2 separate regions of the Mus musculus genome follow, and region 1 is linked to region 2. The links are chromatin contacts, found by Hi-C or POLR2A ChIA-PET in ENCODE. All regions are on one chromosome and are shown on one strand. Each heading gives the region's core, a stretch centred on a gene start or an enhancer-like site at or near the end of the contact. The rest is flanking DNA. Distances are from core to core; before and after follow the strand shown. Region 1 holds the start of Epop (elongin BC and polycomb repressive complex 2 associated protein). Region 2 overlaps Srcin1 (SRC kinase signaling inhibitor 1).

Region 1 (6,356 bases), core at 901-3,400, 120 kb after region 2:
GCAAAGGGAAACTCCAAAACTGGACAAAAGGGTAAAGTCTGCTGGCTGGGACTGAAGATCTTGACAAGGGAAAATCACCTGAACTTGGGGAGGGGGAGGACTACGGAGAGAAAAGAGGGAGGTGTAAAGGGTTAAAGGTCTGGGCAGTGGGGGGTGGGGGATGCCCCCAGGGAGCTGTCAATCACCTTCAAACCCCAACCACAGCCCCCACACCGCTAAACTGACCCTCATTCAAACATGGAAACAACCGGTTTGTCCATCACCAAGGTCCGTCCCTCTGTCCCTTTCTTTTGGTCTTCGGGCCTTAGCCGCTGTGCTCCCCTGCGGTGAAGGCTCTGCCCGCCCGCAGGGAGGACGGAGATGGTCACTAAGCTTTCTGCAGGCTTTCCCGGACGCCAGTCCTTGGATCTTCCACAAAGATGAGTAGAAAGAGCATCAGCCGGACCTCTCGGGTGCTTGAAGATCACTGTCATTTGAGGTCCCGCGGGCCACAGCCCATAAAATGCAAAGCAAAGATCAGCCAAATTTCAGAATCGATGCTCCCTCCTGGAGCCCTCAGTCTGTCCGGGGAACCCAACTTGCCCCCGGGTAGAAGAGGTCCGACGCTCATAGTTCTTCCAAGTTGACCCACCAGGATTTGAGACCCGGGGGCTCAGGGACAGCGGGTCCTCCCATCTGCCACTTCCACAGCGGGTGGGCAGGCGGCGGCTTGGCGTCTCCCTGGAGGCGAAGCGAGGAAGCCGGCCCTAGGTCTCCGTTCTCTTCCACCACCAGAGCTGGGGGACAGGGGAAGCAGTCAAGGAGGCTGAAGGTGCTCGATGTAGGAAGCGTCGGGACGGGCCGCCGTGGCTGCACACTGGGCGGGGGCGGCGCTGGCCGCCGTCGTTTCTTGGCTGCTCCACGGGCTTTGGCCGCGGGCCGTTCGGGCCCTCGGCGCAAACTTGGAGTGTCCAGGGCGAACCCCTTCGCGTAACACCAAAGTTTCGAGCGGCGGATCAGGCGGTTGAAATGTTCCTGGCGGAGATCGCGGGGCGGGTCCGGTGCTGCGTCTGCCGTCGAGGGGCTGAGCGCGGGTGCCTCAGGCGCGGTCGGCGCAGGGTCTCCACCCCCTGGAGCCTCGGAGGCCGGCACAGGCTGCTCGGAAGGCGCAGGCTCCGGGGAGAGGCCCGCAGGTGGCGACGGAGGCGGGGAGCCGGGCTCAAGGGGCGGACTGCTAGCTGCATCAAGACCCCGGGCTGGCCTGGGCGGGGACCAGGCGGGGTTGGTCGGAGAGTCCTGAGGACGCAGGGGAGCAGGGCAGCGGCCCGGAGGTGCGCAGGAACCAGCGCCGAAGTGCGGGAAGCCGCCTCCGCCCTCTTCCTCCTCTCCACCGCCTGGGCACACCGCGACGTCTGCATCCTCGCGGGCCGGGGAGCTCACGTCGCTCGGCCGCCCGGCCTGTCCCCCGAGGTGCTTCAGGCCGTCCGCGGCCCAGCCTCCTGTGCATGGCGAGGCCGGGGGGCCCAGCAGCACCGGGGTCCGCGGCGCCAGCTCTCCAGGCCCCAGGCCCAGGGAGGACGGCCGGGGTTTGGCAAGGGCGCAGAAGGCGAGGGCACGCAGGCACAGTGGGGAGAACTCTGGGGTCCCCCGACGCGGCTTCAGGGGCGTAGGCGAGCAGGGAGACCCCCGCGGGGAAGCGGGCACTGCCAGGCGGGGAGGAGGACACAGAGTCTCCATGGAGCAGCCTTGGGGGTCGCCCACTGCGGGGGCCCTGGTCCCAACGGCGGGATACCCCGGCGGCCCGAAGAGCCTGCGGGCCAGGGGAACATCGCCCCCCGTCGACGGGGAGGTCTGTGCTCACGGGCGTCCGGGGCCCACCACCAAGAGCCCGCGGCGGCGCTCCGGCTCTCTCCTCGGTATCGTCACGCGGCCCTCGCCGCGGCCGGACTCCTGGGTCCCCGCGCGTCCCCGGTGCGATCGGTCGCGCTTCCTGCCGCCGCGTTCCCGGCGCAATGCCCGGCACGATCACCCCTCAACGCCGAGGCGGGGGCAAACAAAGCAGCCGGCGCTCGCCGCCGGCGGGAAGGACCCCGGCCCGGCGCCCGGTGCCCGGGCCCAGCGGCGGGGAGGGCGCCTTCCGCCCTCTCAGCTTCTTTCTTCCCCGCTGGCTCCGGAGACCGCGTTATAGAGAACTGCCCCCTCGCTGCCCCAATACCAGCGCCGCGGCTGCGAGCCCGCCTCTGATTGGGCGCTGCTGCTCTGACGTCACGTAGACCCCACCCCTCTGGCGGCACGGCCCCCGTCCCCATTCCGCACACAGACACACACACGTGGACCCGGAGCTGCTGGGCTGGAGGGCGGAGAGCAGGGACGCGTGGATCTAGGCGCGCGCGGGTGGAAGTGCGAGGGGCCAGACGCACGGCTCCTGGTGGCCTGTTGATGGCCTGGGATCGTTTTAGCTGGTCGCAGGTCCAGTCACTTGTTTACCCAGTAGAAGTCGCGGTTTTTCCGCATCTGTAAAATGGGAAAGTTTGTTTCAGCCCTTTGGAAGAAAATGGTGCTCCGTGAATTCAGAGAGACAAACTCAAAACCAACGTAGAGGAAAAAGATGAAGCCGAGCGTCGGTGGCTTAAGAGCTTGGTGTAGCAAGGAGTCGCTTGCTAAGAGTGTCCTGTGGTCTTTGCTCAGGGCCGGTAGAACAGGGGCCTGGCACTCGGGAACTCAAAAGCAAACAAAAACGCTTGTAGAGTGAATGATTAGGAATTCGCTATATATGTGCAAGATTCATAAAAGAAAAAAATAAATTTGGAGAAAGGGGAGCTTCGACACACCCACGGAAGACAATAAGCTGACTTTCTCTCCGTACTTGTTTCCTTTTCTTGGTGAAGTATGGAAGTGCCCCACATCTTAACGGAATTCCAACGCGCTGGCACCGTTGGGAGCCTCCAGATCCCAGGACTCGACCATCTGGATCCTGAGCGACCTGAATGGGTGGAAAAGACCAAAAACCTTACTCTCCATCCACAAACAAAAAGTGAATAATTTCCAGAACATGCTCTGATAATGTACACATCTCTCACATCTCTTCCCCTCTAGTTCCTACACAGCCTGCTCATTTGTGAAACTGGCTTGTTCCTTAGTGCTGACCTCTCCTCGGAGTCTAGAAAGAGCTGGTGCCCTGGCTGCACAGTCGAGCCCAGCGGCCAGTAGAGCATCCAGTCTTGATCACTGCTATATCCCTACTGCCCAAACGGCACAATAAACATTTGTGAGTCTTTGGGCTATTCATCGTCATCCTAAAATCAGGTTAGAAACAGCTGCTTTTCATCTGCAGAAGTACACGAGATTTATATGTTGGCTTGGACTAGGGGTAGGATGAGACTGAGGGATACAGATTTTTCTTCTGAGCCAGGGCAAAAGAAAGCTCTCCCTCCCTCGCTGATAGGGTCTCACCCACCATGTGGCCTGGAACTCCAGCGTCTGGCTTCACCCTCCCGAGTGCTACACTTAACATGTACAATCGCTTTTTCTGTACCAGGACAAATGATGCAGCTTGCATCCTCATCCTCCCAGCGGTGACAATAGACACACTGTTTTTCTAAATAACATCAAACAAGACCTGAGAAGAAAGGGATGGGAGGATGGGCCCCCCCCCCCCCCACACACACACCCTTTCCTTGGCAGAGACCCAAGGTAAAGCTTCAAAGTGGGACTTACTGATGAAGAGGGTTCAATATTCTGATCTCCCACTTCCCCTACCCCAGGTTTCCTCTAAGGAACAGCTGTCATGAAGTGGGTGGGTCCCTCTGGGGTCCTGCCAGGTCACATGTTTGAACTGGATCTAACCTCCAGGCTCCTTTGCCCATAGAGCCCTCACCCTACTTTAATCTCTCTCTCTCTATCTGGAAGACATTATAGAAGGTGGGTGATCTGCACTAGGGAGGGGGTTGGAAGCCTTAGCAGGATGTTTTTGGCTTAGAGAGAGAGACATCTAACTCCATGCTCTTCTCTAGGTTCTGTGACAGATGTCTGAGATCAGCCTTGGCCCACTGCAGGAGCTTGGCCTGGGAGGCTCCTTTCTCTTCCCCGTTTTCTGGTGTCTCTCGAATTTGCAGCCCTGCACCCAGCACGGTGTGGATCTCTGTGTGAATAAATCAGGGAAAATTATATAACAATGCAGCTCCCAGGCTTCTCCCTTCTCCCACTCCAAAGCTGCCAGCTCCCCAACCCTGAGATAAGGGTTTTAATGAAGGGGTCAACACGGTTAAAGAGTTCTCCCCTGGAGGAGAAATTCCCTCCACCTTCCCTTCCCGGAATACATGGAAGCAGTTAAAAACACTGTGGGGAATGGGTATATGCCACAGTTGAAATGACCCGACGTCAAGGTACCATCTTTTTCAGAAGACTTGGTGGGGGCGGCTATGATTGCCCAGATACGCTGTGTCTCAACGTCCCTTTCAGAAAATGGGACAACTGTGCTTTTCTCACAATATCAACAGCAGGGCTGAACGCGAAGTTTCCCAGCACCAATCCCCTCACGTGGGCCGACCCAACTGCTGCACTTCCCACAGTGAACAGTAGAGGGCACTCGCCCCCATCCTCCGCCTACCACAGGATGGGTGGCTGCTTCCCCTACAGACACAAGCTGGGTGCGAGGAACTGTTTGACGCCACTCCAGAGGGAAGGACAAAAGAAATAGGAAAGGCCCTTGGGGGGGGGGGGAGGTGGCTAGCCCAGAAGACAGTTCTCCTTCGAAGCCCATCTAGTTCTTAACCAAGGGAGAAGGGAGCATGTTCAGGGATTTTGAAGGGAGGGGCCTCCCAGGATCTCCCAGGGTAAACTTTTTCCTTGAACTGTCCTAGCCTTCCAGGCCGAACTTCCCAGCATTATTTTTTTTAAGATTTATTTATTTTATGTATATGAGCACACTGTAGCTGTCTTCAGACACACCAGAAGAGGGCATTGGATCTCATTACGGATGGTTGTGAACCACCATGAGGTTGCTGGGAATTGAACTCAGGACCTCTGGAAGAGCAGTCAGTGCTCTTAACCGCTGAGCCATCTCTCCAGCCCCACTTCTCAGCATTTCGTGTTTACTAATCTGTAAGAATTCTGCTACTTATTGCCCAGATCTGCTCTTCTAGCACAGACACTGTTTCTTGGTTTGTTCAGTTCCGTGACAATTGGTAGCCTGTGCTAGCTACAAACTCCAGATCCTCCTGCCCTGAACCTTCAAAGTAGCTGGGATTATAAGTGTCTACCACCACATATACTTTGTTTTTAAATTTATTTTTGTGTGAACGTATGGAATGTTCCTGTATATTCAAAGGCACATGACTGTGTACGCACATTGTCAAAATCAGAGGTCAGCCTCCACTGTTGTTCCCCAGGAGCCTTCCGCTTTTTGAAATTTTTGCTTTTTTTGTTTTGTTTTGTTTTGTTTTTTTTCGAGACAGGGTTTCTCTGTGTAGCACTGGCTGTCCTGGAACTCACTTGTAGACCAGGCTGGCCTAGAACTCAGAAATCTGCCTGCCTCTGCCTTCCAAGTGCTGGGATCAAAGGCGTGTGTCACCACTGCCCAGTGAAAATTCTGCTTATTTTTTTTAAATTTATGTATTTATTATATGTAAGTACACTGTAGCTGTCTTCAGACACTCCAGAAGAGGGAGTCAGATCTCATTATGGATGGTTGTTAGCCACCATGTGGTTGCTGGGATTTGAACTCAGGACCTTTGGAAGAGCAGTCGGGTGCTCTTACCTGCTGAGCCATCTCACCAGCCCCCAATTTTGCTTATTTTTATGTAGTTATATGTTACACCTTGGTTTTGAGATAGGGTGTTTCTTCGGGCCCTGAGGCTTGAGGATCAGGAGGGGATGGCTGGTCAGTCAGTGGGTCCCAGGAGTCAACCTGACTCTACCCTCACCCCCGAACCCCCCGACCCCCCTACCCCCATCCAAGGAATTACGAAACCAGGCCACCACACTGGGGCTTTTAAAATATTTACTCTTTATTCTTACTTACTATTGTTTTTGTATGCATGGGAACAGGTGCCATGCTGCATATGTTGAAGGCAGGGGACAGTTCTGTAGAGTTGGTATCCAAGGTGACTTACATGGACTCCGGAGGTCATGCTCAGTCCTAGTGCTGATTCCGCCATCGCCCCAGACCTTAGATACGAGCTTTCCTGATACATAAATCCATACTGAACCCAATGGCTACTTAAACATTTCCCCCCAGCACTCTGGAGGCTGAGGTAGACAGAGAGATCTGAGTTTGAGGACAACCTGGTCTACAGAGTAAGTTCCAGAACAGCCAGGGCTACACAGAGAAACTCTGCCTCAAATACAAAGAAAGGAAGAAAGGAAGAAAAAAAGAA
Region 2 (5,894 bases), core at 2,246-4,745:
AGATCTGGTAACTCAGCCAAGAATATAGGAAGTCTCAAAGACAGAAGGAGTGGGAACTGTGGCAAGCAAGACCTTCAGAATTCTTGAATTGAGGCTTTCTGAAACCCTGAGTGGGACATCTGGCCCGTGCCCTGCACACTGTGGGTAGCAGGTACATTTCACTGCACATCTGTTTCATGTATTTCATGTAAGTTTCCGTTAGTTCCAGGAGTCTGAAAGTGATGGAGTATACATCAGGGCTTATCCCTCCCAGTGGGCCAGAGGATGGAACCCAACAAGGCAGCGCTCCAGGTAATCTGACCATCAAGAGCTGGGCACTGGGGCCAGGCGGAGCTGAATCCAAACTGTGAGTTTAGAGATCTCTGGTTCTGTGACACAGGAAAGATGCCCAGGATCTAACTCACTGGCGGTCTCTTCTGTGACATCCAGCCTGAAGCTGACTCTTTGGAATTAGTGGAGTTAGCTGGGCATGGTAACACATGCCTCTAATCCCACACCGGGAATGTAGAGGAAGGTAGTGGATCTCTGAGCCAAGGCCAGCCTGGTCTACAGAGCCAGTTCCAGGACAGCCAGGGCTACACAGAGAAACCCTGTCTCAAAATTAAAAAAAAAAAAAAAAAAAAAAGGCGCTTGCAGTGTCCTTCCCCATGGTAGCAGGAATCAAGTGCTTCCTGCCCTGTCTGTCCCTTCTCTGTGCCATGCCCTCTAACTCAGGGCATGCTGGCTTCAGAGTCCCCACCCCTCTGCTCTTCACCCCACTTCCTTCCATGCCCCAGTGAAATAACGAGGCACAGCCCACAGGAAGAAGATCCAGGAGAGAAAAAAGAAACAAGTTTTATTAAAGCCCCAACACTCGGCTAGAAAAACCAAAAGGGACGGGAAGAGAGCGGGGAGGTGGGGAAGAGAGAAAGGACATTAAAAAGGAGACAGAAAACACAGCAACCCTTTCCATTTAGAAATCGTCAATTTACACTGACAGAGGTCACAATATCCACAGACGCCATCACTTCTACACCAACACAGGCCCTACAGGGTGGACGGGTGGGTGTGGAGCCGGGCTGGCCTTGGGGGGCCCCACTTGGGACCTCACTCAGAGCCTTTGCCCGAGGCCCCTGGGGAAAAGAGTATATTGTGGAAGGGGCCAGAGAGAACCCCCCATGCGAGTATCACAGCACAGCGGGCAGGGGTGAGGGGACCAGGTACAGGGTCCCCCGATGTGGCAGTTTCTCTTGTCAAGCACACACTGATGGATAGCGGCGAGGCGCATGCAGCTGGGGGTGGGGGCGGGGATTGACGTGCTGTGGGCTTTGAGAAGACAGGTGGGGTGGGGAGCTTGGGAGGGGTGCCGGGCGAGTGGTGCAGGGATGATGGAACACACACATGCACACGAGTACTCTCACACACAGAGACCCTCTCACACGCCTGCCTGCACCTGCATACAACCATACCCACAGCTGACGTTATCTAAACCCATCCCTATGTGGTCCTCACGTGAACAGCCAGGCGTGTCCACACACATCACACACGTCCTTACTCCCAAGGCTCTCCTCACACAATCATGTTGATACCAGGCAGGTCACATTCACATACATGTACAAGGCTTCACACATACAATATCACGTTTTGCCTATGCACACACAACCCATGCATGTGCACACACAAGTTATGTAGGCTTGTGCCAGCGTGTGCACACACACACAGAGGCTGCACACAATCCCATACAAATTCCTTCCAGGACACACTCGCGCAGTAACCAAATTGAAGAACTAGAACTACGCAAAGCCCACGGGGGCCTTGCCTGAGCTCGTGGGGCAGCCCCTGCATGAATAGTCACTTCTTCCACCTCCCTGTCTCTCCACAAAGGACACTCAACTCAGGACAATGACGGAGGGGCGCACACTCAGGTCTCAGGGCTGAGCGGGTGTGGGGGCAAGCAAAGAGTAGCAAGCAAAGAGAAATGGAGTGGAGGGGCCCCTCCCCCTCCCCTCCCAAGCCAGGGGTCTCTGTACAGCCAAATCAAACCAAACTGCTCCACAGGGACTACAGAAACCAGGCCACACGCCTGTCCCCAGCCCCTCCCCTGCCAGACAGTGGCCAGGGAGAGTGTGCTGTGGTTTTCTTTTTTTTTTTTTCTTTTTTAAATATTTATATATATTTATATTACGTATATTATATATATATAATATGTAAATATATTTTTAAAACAATATAAAATGTTAAGACACTTCACTTAAATGTAAAGAGTTGCTTGCAATTAAAAGTAATTGCATCATTGTGAGGTCCTTTTTTTTTTTCTATTTTTTTTAGGTTTTTTTGTTTTTTGTTTTGTTTTTTGTTTTTGTTTTTTTTTCTGGGAGGGATTTTTTTCTTCTTCTTTTGTTATTTTTCAAAAAGGCTTGCTTGCCTTAGTACAAAAATGACCCAAAGCTAGAAAACAAGAGCAAACTAACAAAACAAAAATAGAAATAAAAATAAACAAAATCAAAGAAAGGAAACACAACCCAGTTTTCCCTCCCAACCCAAACCCTCAACAGCTGCCGCTTGGCTTTCCCCTGCTGGGCGCCAGGGTCCTGGGGTTCTGTCCCTTCAATGGCTCCTCTCTGTGCTACTGTGGGACTGGTCCCAAGACCACACCTCTGTGCTTACATGCTTTGTGCTCCAAAGGGAAGCCCCTCCACCTTCCCGATCTTCTTCCTTCTTGCTCTGGCCCCACTGTAGCGGCTGGGGGCCAGGCCAGAACCAAGTCAGCCTCTCCCTTAGACTCCTGGACCCATTCAAAGCCAGTCTGTCCTGTGCAGGACCCCTGCAAGGTATCCAGACTGGAGTACTAACTGGCTCTTCTGCCTTGGGGACCCTCAAACACCTGACAAGTGGTCACCAGATCCCCACCGGCAAGTCGTCGCATCTCATGCCTTCCCTGAAAACCCTCAAATCATAGAGGCTGGCTGAAGGTCAAGTTGCGCCCTCTAGGGGTCAGAGACTTTACTGCACCCACCCGTCCCGTCTCCCTGTATCCCTCAAACCAGACCCTTCCCACCCTCCAAACATGTTTCTAGGCCCTTCCATCTTCCCCACCCCACCCCCATAAAATAAGTTAATGGCATTTAAAGTGCTAAATTAGGGAACTAAAAGTACCAGATGCCCCTCTCAGAACTGCCCTCTCCCAAGGCAGATCCCCAGGGGCAGGCTGTCCCCAGAAGCACCTTCCATAACAGGTGTCCTGGAGACCTCCTTCCATCTGTTGCTAGCACCAGCCGGACACTGAGCAGCAGCGAGCCGGCTTCTCCCCTGGCACCTAGTGTCCCCCCTTTCCCTCCTCACACCCAGCCTTGGCCTCTTCTCTGGGGATCCCCTCCAGCTAGGCCTGCTTCCAGGCCCACCCTGGTTTGAAAGAAAAACCACAGGCCAGCAGCAGAGTTCTGTCTCTTCGAAGGCTGGACAGACAGTGGGCGTCTCCAAGGCCAGGGTCTCCCTTGTCCATTGTCCAGCCTGATGCTGGGTCAGTCCTTGTCCATCTGTTCCTCCAGGAAGGAACCCAGTAACGGGAGGGGGGCCTCGCTCCGCTCCAAGTCTCCGTGGCTCAGAGTTTGTTCCAAGTGTTCTTGGGAAGTTAGAGGAGGTGGGAACTTTGGATGGACTTGGGGGGAGGGGAGGGGAGGAGGGTGAAAGAGCAGAGGGGAAGAAGATGACAGGAAGTGGGCGGAGCAGAGGCCGCTAGGGAACCGGAAGTCAGGGGAAGTTGGTGTGTTTGGTTTTTAGCTTTCTCATTTGCTCTTTAAAAAAGAAAAAAAGGAAAAGAAAGATAATTAAAGGAAATCGCTTAAAAAACCAAAAACACCAAGAGGAGATGAGAGGGCAAAGGGCCATGCCCCCTGCAACCTTTCAGGCGTGAGAGTGGGCAGGGTAGAGCGGGCATGAAAGGAAGGAGGGACGGATGGCGGGAGTATGGGAGGGGCGGGCTGGGGTGGTGGCATGAGGGGCTTCTAGAAGGAGATGGAAGAATTCCTTGCCCCAAAGGAAGTCAATACAGGGATGGAGGTTCTGGAACCAGAGGGCTTTTCTGAGCCGGGGCTTGAGGTCTCATTCGGACCGCTCACCTCTTTAGATGGTTTAGTGGCCTGGAACAAAAACAGGGGTCAGGGGTCAGAGAGAGCAAAGGAGAGCCTTCATGCTGGCTCCTGGCTGAAGTGTTGAAAAATGGGGAAACTCCACAAGTCCAAGAGACAATTAACTGCAAAAGCGAGAACCAGAGGGGGCGGGGCAGCTGGAGAGAGTGCTCCTCTGAACTGGGGGGGACAGGGTGGGGAAGTGTGTCGTCAGGGCACAAAGAAGGTTGAGGGGAGCCATGGGGTTGGATCAAAGGCCTGGAAAGCAGAGTGGGGAGGGGGGGTTCAGTCCATGGTTACTGAGAGAGGAAAGACAGAAGACAGAAGAGACACCAGAGAGACCCAGCCCAGGACAGGCAGAGGGGACAGGGGGTGGGAGGGGGGGTGAGGGAGGGAGAAGAAGTGTATGGTTAGTAGCAACAGGGATGCATCTAAAGCCAGGGCAGATGGGGTCAGTAGCTCAGCCCAGCAGTAAAAGTCCTGCCTCTGACCTCTGTGGGAGACCAGTCCTCACCAGAAGGCCCCTGGTCTAAGCTGGAATGAGCTAGCCCCATCTGGGAACTGGGAGTAGCCACCTGCCACCACCAGCATCCCTCCCAGTTCAGGGATCCCCACTGTGGCCCTCCCTGTTCATGCCCCTCCCCCATCCCAGTCCCAAGTGCCCCTAAGGTAGCTGGAGACCATTCTCTGAGGCACAAGCCGTGCTCCAGGTTTGCCTCCCAGTCAGAATGCCCTGTGCTCACGCGTGCACAACACTCTCCTTACTTCTTTTATATTTGTCCCCCAGGTTTGTTCTTTGGGCCATGGCCTCCAAGGTATGGCTTAAGAACCACCTGTGTCATCTCCAGGGTACATTCTGTGGCATGTGTCACATTCCAGGGAGTCCTTCCAGAGTCATCTCTACTTTTGGGGTGGGACTGTGCATTTTAAGCAGGTGTCACCACTGGGGAATGATGACACACAAGTCAGGCAGCCTCGAAGTCTGTAGCTGTGACCAGGGACTCACCTAGAGTTTAGCTATCAGTGTGATAAATGAATAAACAGCCTTGATTTTAAAAAAACAATAAAAAAACCAGAACAAAGGCTGGAGAGATGGCTCAGCGGTTAGGAGTACTGACTGCTCTTCCAGAGGACCCGGGTTCAATTCTCACCACCCACACAGCAGCTCACAACTGCCTGAAACTCTAGCTCTAAAGTACCTGACACCGTCACACAGACATACATGCAGGAAAAACAGCAACTCACATAAAATGGAAAATAATAAAACAAAGCAAAGCAAAAATCCTGTTGTCGTGATGCTTGTAATTCTGGAAAATCTAAGGCTGATTCCAGCCCAGCTTTGGGCTACTTAGTGAGACTCTGTCTCAACAAACCAAACCAAATAAACAACAAAAGCCATGTTAAAGAAAAAGAGGGAGCCGAGCAGTGGTGGTGCACGCCTTTAATCCCAGCACTCAGGAGGCAGAAGTAGATGGATCTCTTGAGTTCAAGGCCAGCCTGGTCTACAGAGTGAGTTCCAGGTGACAGCCAAGACTACACAAAAGAAGGAGGAGGAGAGGGAGGAGGGGGAGGAGGGGGAGGAGGGGGAGGAGGGGGAGGAGGAGGGAAAGAAGAAGAAGAAAGAAGAAGAAGAAGAAGAAGAAGAAGAAGAAGAAGAAGAAGAAGAAGAAGAAGAAGAAGAAGAAGAAGAAGAAGAAGAAGAAGAAGAAGAAAACAACTGTGTGGCCTCAGTGACCCGCCCCCCCTGAGGTTCCTGAGATCAAGCAGGCATCAAGTGGCCCATCTGAT

The links. Hi-C counts contacts between places; a loop is a spot of excess contacts on that map. ChIA-PET counts read pairs that join two places held with the same protein, here RNA polymerase II (POLR2A).
Region 1: POLR2A ChIA-PET joins it to region 2 with 10 read pairs in embryonic stem cell. The contact joins the promoter of Epop here to the enhancer-like site in region 2. A Hi-C loop is called at or near these places in 5 of 37 maps with a recorded cell type or tissue (Patski, left cerebral cortex and mouse trophoblast stem cell). POLR2A ChIA-PET finds 5 or more read pairs at or near these places in 3 of 5 experiments (Patski and embryonic stem cell).

What each region holds. Positions count from the first base shown.
Region 1 is chr11:97,627,566-97,633,921 of GRCm38, forward strand. Epop (elongin BC and polycomb repressive complex 2 associated protein) reads right to left here and starts at 2,151. Exons shown (of 1, transcript NM_175332.3): 1 at 1-2,151. The coding sequence starts at 1,716. The coding sequence ends at 607.
Region 2 is chr11:97,508,531-97,514,424 of GRCm38, forward strand. It overlaps Srcin1 (SRC kinase signaling inhibitor 1), which reads right to left. Exons shown (of 20, transcript NM_018873.2): 20 at 810-4,118. The coding sequence ends at 3,984. Among named protein-coding and RNA genes, the nearest start is that of 4933428G20Rik, 11 kb to the left of the region's middle. Within about 2 kb of position 3,496, at least 2 of the 3 ENCODE cell types and tissues checked have a DNase peak (open chromatin) inside an H3K27ac peak, as active enhancers do.